Regions from separate parts of the Homo sapiens genome. Here region 2 is linked to region 1. Evidence: read pairs that join two places in POLR2A ChIA-PET (ENCODE). Cell type or tissue: GM12878. All regions are shown on one strand. Links, peaks and the distances in the headings refer to the core of each region. The heading gives the core; the rest is flanking DNA. Region 1 overlaps KAZN (kazrin, periplakin interacting protein). Region 2 has its middle 5.9 kb from the start of PLEKHM2.

Region 1 (2,914 bases), core at 242-2,741:
GACACTTCTCTGTTATGGGGGCTGTTCCGTGCATATAGTAGGACAGTGAGCAGCATTCCAGGTCTCCACTGACCAGATCTCACTAGTAACCCCCCCATACCAGTTGTGCCAACCAGACACATCTCCAGGTATTGCCCAGTGTCCCCTGGGTGGCAAAATTGTCCCAATTTTTTTTTTTTTTTTTTTGAGACAAGAGTTTTGCTCTGTCACCCAGGCTAGAGTACAGTGGCACAATCTCAGCTCACTGCGACCTCCGCTTCCCGGGTTCAAGCAGTTCTCTTGCCTCATCCTCCCTAATAGCTGGGACTACAGGCACAAACCACCACACCTGGCTAATTTTTGTATTTTGAGTAGAGACGGTTTTGTCATGTTGGCCATGGTGGTCTCAAACTCCTGGCCTCAAGTGATCCACCAGCCTTGGCCTCCCAAAGTGCTGGGATTACAGGTGTGAGCCACCATGCCCGGCCATTGTCCCAATTTTGAAAACTACCACATGGAGAGAGTCGACGAAAGCTTTCTGGACGAGATCATTCTAAAAAGCAGGGCATGACAGAGGAAGGGCTCAGAGGACAGCTCTCTTCAGCGCAGAGAAAAAGTTTAGGAGAGAGGCCAGGCACGGTGGCCGACGCGTGTAATCCCAGCACTTTGGAAGGCCAAGGCGGGCGGATTACGAGGTCAGGAGATAGACACCATACTGGCTAACATGGTGAAACCCCGTCTGTACTAAAAATACAAAAAAATTAGCTGGGCGTGATGGCGGGTGCCTGTAGTCCCAGCTACTCAGGAAGCTGAGGAAGGAGAATGGCATGAACCCGGGAGGCAGAGCTTGCAGTGAGCCGAGATCAAGCCACTGCACTCCAGCCTGGGCAACAAAGCGAGACTCCACTCAAAAAAAAAACAAAAAAACAAAAAAAACAAAAAAAACTTTAGGAGAGACCTTGCAGCCCAAGTACATAAACTCATCAGCAGTCTGTGTCGGAGCAGGCCAGGCCGTCATAGCCCTCCTGAGGAAGCCCAGGGCATGGTAAACGGCCACTATCTGGGGAGGCCTCTGCTCCTTCCCGGGGAGGTGTAGGTTTTATGGAGGATGGCCATCCTAAATCACCCTCTCAGTCCTAGGAGAGCCCCAAGAGCCTGCGGAGAAGGGACCCAGCCACTCTCTGGACTGCGGAATGTGTCGTCACCTGCCTGACCCCTCACACCTGGCTTCACCTGTGCGTGCCACCCCTCGTCACGAAACCGACAGTGAGCGCCAGTCAGCCAGTCATAACGGCACAGACTTTCTCCTGGTTTTGACTCCCTGGACTCAGGAGAGACGCACATTTCCCCGAGGAGCTTGCTGAGCGGTGACGGAGAGAGAAAGCCACGATGATGCTGAAACACCCTGAGACGGCTCCGACTGGCTCGAGAGGGCAGCTGCCGGAAAGCCCCCCACTCACTGCCTGCCTCTGCTTTGCCGCGACGATTAGAACGGCTCCTCTTATCACCACCCTCTGCGCCCCGTGACTCTTTTTCTCCCACGTATTTCTTTTTTTTTTTTTTGAGATAAAGTTCATCGATCATAAAATTCACCCTTTTAAAGTGTACAATTCAGTGTTTTTTAGCATATTCATGAGGTTGTGCAACTATCACCGTAACCTAATTCCAGAACATTTTTATCAGCCCCAAAAGAAACCCCTACCCACGAGCAGTCACTCCCCACTTCCCCTCCCACAGTCCCCGGCAACTACGAAGCTACTTTCTGTCTTCCTAATGTACAGACTTCCCTAATCTGGACATTTCCTATGAATGGAATCATACAACGTGTAGTCTTTTGTGACTGGCTTCACATAGCATCACATTTTCAAGGGACATGCATGTTGTAGCATGTGCTTCATTCTCTTTTTTGAGACAGGGCCTCACTCTGTTGTGCAGGCTGGAGTGTGGTGTTGCAATCATGGCTCGCTGCAGCCTCCATCTCCCAGGCTCAAGCGATCCTCCCACCTTAGCCTCCAGAGTAGCTGGGACCACAGGCATGTGCCACCACACCAAGCTAATTTTTTAATGTTTTGTAGTAGAGATGGGGTCTCACTATGTTGCCTAGGCTAGTCTTGAACTCCTAGGCTCAAGTGATCCTTTTGCCTCGGCCTCCCAAAGTGCTGGGATTACAGGCACGAGCCACCGTGTCTGGCAATTACTTCATTCTCTTATGGCTTAAAAATATTTGATTGCATGGATTGACCACATCTTGTTTATTCATTCACCTTTTGTTGGACATTTGGGTTATTTGCACCTTTCAGCTCTCATGAATAATGCTGCTGTGAACGCTCATAGGAGTGTTTGTGTGGACACACGTTTTCAGTTCTCGTGGATGTATACCTAGGAATGGAGTTGCTGAGTCATATGTGGTTCTTGGTTTTGGGATCACAAAAACCTGGAGATCTGCCATGCTGGGTCAGCCTTGGGGTACTTTTGGGTTAGGATTCTGCCTCCCGTAAATCTCTGCTGTCTCCTCATCTGGCTCATCATGGACCTGCCATCCCATTCCCAATACATCCAAGCCTTGAGTCCCCACGACACTCATACTTCCCTAGATATGCAGATAGTCTGACAACATCTCCAAAATTCAGGAGAAGAAACATGTCAGATACTTATAACTTTGATATGGCCTTCGGGGACATCTATTATCTAATACCGTTTCATTAGAAAAACATGAAGATATAAAAATGAACTCAAGGAGAGGAATTCTGATGGGGGTCTCCAAGGCTTCCTATAAAATATCGTGTAAGATTTCAGAAATGAAACTAAATTGTACATTAAATTTTTTTATTTCGTTGAAGCCTACTTTTCCAAAAAAAAAGTTCTTAAGGGGTTTCTGGGTAAAAGTAAAATCCGCTTGTTAATTATATCCTGAGCCCACCATCGCACGAGGAAT
Region 2 (2,914 bases), core at 158-2,657, 880 kb before region 1:
TGTCTCAAAACAAAAGCCAAACAACAAAAAAACAAAATCTTCTCTCTCTTTACACAGTAATAGGGTTGTAGCCAGGCAGAGTGCTGCACTACATTTCCCAGCCTCCTTTGTGACACGCACAGCTATATGATCAAATCCTCTCAAATAGAACATGAACAGAGAAATGTGATCCATTCCTAGGCTGGGATTCTATGCAAATTTCCTCTTCCATGCTGTTTCTTCTTCTACCAGTGCAATGAAGCCAAGGGGATGTCAGACATATAAAATATAGACACCCTAGTTCCCTGAATCACTGCATGGAAGAGAGCTGTCCATCAACCTAGAACAGCTGCCTTGAGCTGTAGCATAGAAAGGGCTATGCTACAGTTTCTTTTTTTCTGATTAATTTTCTGATTAATTTCTTTTTTCTGATTAATTTTTAACTTAATTAAAATGCAGATAAAGTTTTTAGCTGGCCATGGAAGTTAAAGGACAAAAGACACTGGGTGCAGTGGCTCACGCTTGTAATCCCAGCACTTTGGGATGCCGAGGTGGGTGGATTGCCTGAGGTCAGGAGTTCAAGACCCCAGCCTGGGTGACAAAAAATAAAAAAGAGAGAACTAAGGACAGATGTAAGGTTGCTTCTCTTTACACCTGATGATACAGTTTGGATATTTGTTTCAAATCTCATGTCAAAATGTAATCCTTAGGCCAGGCACGGTGGCTCATTCCTATAATCCCAGCACTTTGGGAGGCCAAGGCAAGCAGATCACTTGAGGTCAGGAGTTCGAGACCAGCCTGGCCAACATGGTGAAACCCCATCTTTACTAACAATACAAAAATTAGCCAGGTGTGGTGCACGTGCTTTAATCCCAGCTACACCGGAGGCTGAGGCAGGAGAACCACTTGAACCCAGGAGGCGGAGGTTGCAGTGAGCTGAGATCGCGCCACTGCATTCCAGCCTGGGTGCAGAGCAAGACCTGTCTCAAAAAAAAGAAAATAAATAAATAAATAAAAGGAATCCTCAGTGTTGGAGGTGGGGCCTGATGGGAGGTGACTGGATCATGGGGGTGGAGTTCTCATGAATGGTTGAGCACCATCCTCTTGGTGCTGTCCTCAAAACAGTGAGTGAATTCTTGCAAGATGTAGTCATGTAAAAGTATGTGGCACCTCCCCACCACTCTCTCTCACTTCCTCTTGCTTTTGTCATGTGATAAGCCTGCTCCTGCTTCACCTTCTGCCATGAGTAAAAGCTCCCTGAGGCCTCCCCAGAAGCTGAGCAATGTTGGCCCATGCTTGTGCAGCCTGCAGAATCACGAGCCAATTAAACCTCTTTTCATTATAAATTACACAGTCTCACTGAGCACGGTGGCTCACACCTGTAATCCTAGCACTTTGGGAGGCCAAGGCGGGTGGATCACTTGAGGTCAGGCATTCGAGACCAGCATGGCCAACATGGTAAAACCCTGTATCTACTAAAAATACAAAAATTAGACAGGCGTGGTGGTGCATGCCTGTAGTCCCAGCTACTTGGGAGGCTGAGGCAGGAGACTCGCTTGAACCCAGGAGGTGGAGGTTTCAGTGAGCCAAGATCACACCACTGCACTCCAGCCTGGGTGACAGAGCAAGACTCCATCTCAACAAAATAAAAATAAATTACCCAGTCTCAGGTATTTCTTTATAGCAATGAAAGAATGGCCTAATACACCTGATTTGAGCCTTTCCATTCTAGGAAGATAATGGGTGAGGTACTAGAGGTACTATGATCAAAGTCTGTACAACTATTAGCAGGGAGATACTGTTTGCCAATGTCCCAAATTAGTCTTATATGTGGGTATAATAAAAAGTACTACTTCACTGGGGCCAGGTGCAGTGGCTCACACTTATAATCCCAGTACTTTGGGAGGCTGAGGCAGGAACATTGCTTGAGGTCAGGAGTTCAAGTCCACCCTGGGCAACATAGTAAGATCCTGTCTCTAAGAAATTTTTAAAAATTAGCTGGGTGTGCCGGTATGCACCTCTAGCCCTAGCTACTTAGGAGGCTGCTGTGAGAGGGTGGCTTGAGCCGAGGAGTTTCAAGATTACAGTGAGCTATGATTGTGCCACTGTACTCCAGCACTCCAACCTGGGTGATAGAGTGAGATGCTGTCTAAAAAAAAAAAAAAAAAAACAAAAAAACCTACCTCACATAGAAGTCCGCAAGCATACTAACCCCCCTGAATGTAATCTGCCTTAAATCTACATTAAACTCAGCATCAGCAGTCACTGGGGCTAGAATCTCTCAACTGGCCTCACTGACCTGTCTCGGTTTCAGGCACACTTCTGCCACTAGCTATGTCACCCCACTTATGGCAGCCTCTCAGGGCCTTTGAAGTCAGGAAACTGAGGCAGCAAAATGGTGTTCCTGGATTTGTTCTTTCAAAACATATCTGAGTGGTGTAAGAGTTGAAGAAAGAAGAAAGAAACATGAAAAGTGGCTTAACAGTCAAACATGGGCTTATTTTGGAGTATAAACCTGAGAGGGGCTTCTGGCCAACTTAGGTCAGGAGCCTTTTCTCTTACAGACTATGAGTATTTAAGAGTTCAGGGTGGGAGAGCTTATCACAGGCTCGGAATGTTTCTGTGTCTCTTTGTCTTGCTTACCTGGGAGGGAGAGTTGTGTGTCTGTTCCCATACATCTTCCTGCAGCTGCAGGCATCCCCCCACCCCCTGAGTCTGCTTTTAGCTTCCTTATCTTAGTGCACCTAGAGGGAAAGGAATGTGCTTATTAGGGCCCACTGTTTTACTGGGGCTCATTGTATGAGTGTGAAGTTGGGTGGTTACCCGAGACTTTCTCCCTCCTTCTGTGCCTGAGCTGTCTTATCTGTGCTTACTGTCTGCTCTTTCTGGCTGCTTGTCATTAGAAGAGAAGTGATTTCCTTAAGACGCATGAGGT

What was found. ChIA-PET counts read pairs that join two places held together with the same protein. Peaks named below come from ENCODE experiments on the same cell type or tissue, not always from the same donor. Only the 100,000 strongest peaks of a DNase experiment are listed, where the experiment ranks them.
Region 2: POLR2A ChIA-PET joins it to region 1 with 8 read pairs; 2 of 35 experiments call an interaction of 5 or more read pairs at or near these places.

Annotation. Positions count from the first base shown.
Region 1 is chr1:14,799,677-14,802,590 of GRCh38, reverse strand. All of the region lies in intron 1 of KAZN (kazrin, periplakin interacting protein), which reads right to left. LOC105376759 (a long non-coding RNA gene) reads left to right here. Exons shown (of 3, transcript XR_001737612.2): 3 at 1,114-1,184. Among named protein-coding and RNA genes, the nearest start is that of KAZN, 200 kb to the right of the region's middle. In GM12878, for the core only: no CTCF peak of the experiment used is centred there; no DNase peak of the experiment used is centred there.
Region 2 is chr1:15,676,992-15,679,905 of GRCh38, reverse strand. No RefSeq gene overlaps it. Among named protein-coding and RNA genes, the nearest start is that of PLEKHM2, 5.9 kb to the left of the region's middle. RefSeq lists an enhancer at 1-22 and a silencer at 725-1,272. In GM12878, for the core only: no CTCF peak of the experiment used is centred there; a DNase peak (open chromatin) is centred at 1,145.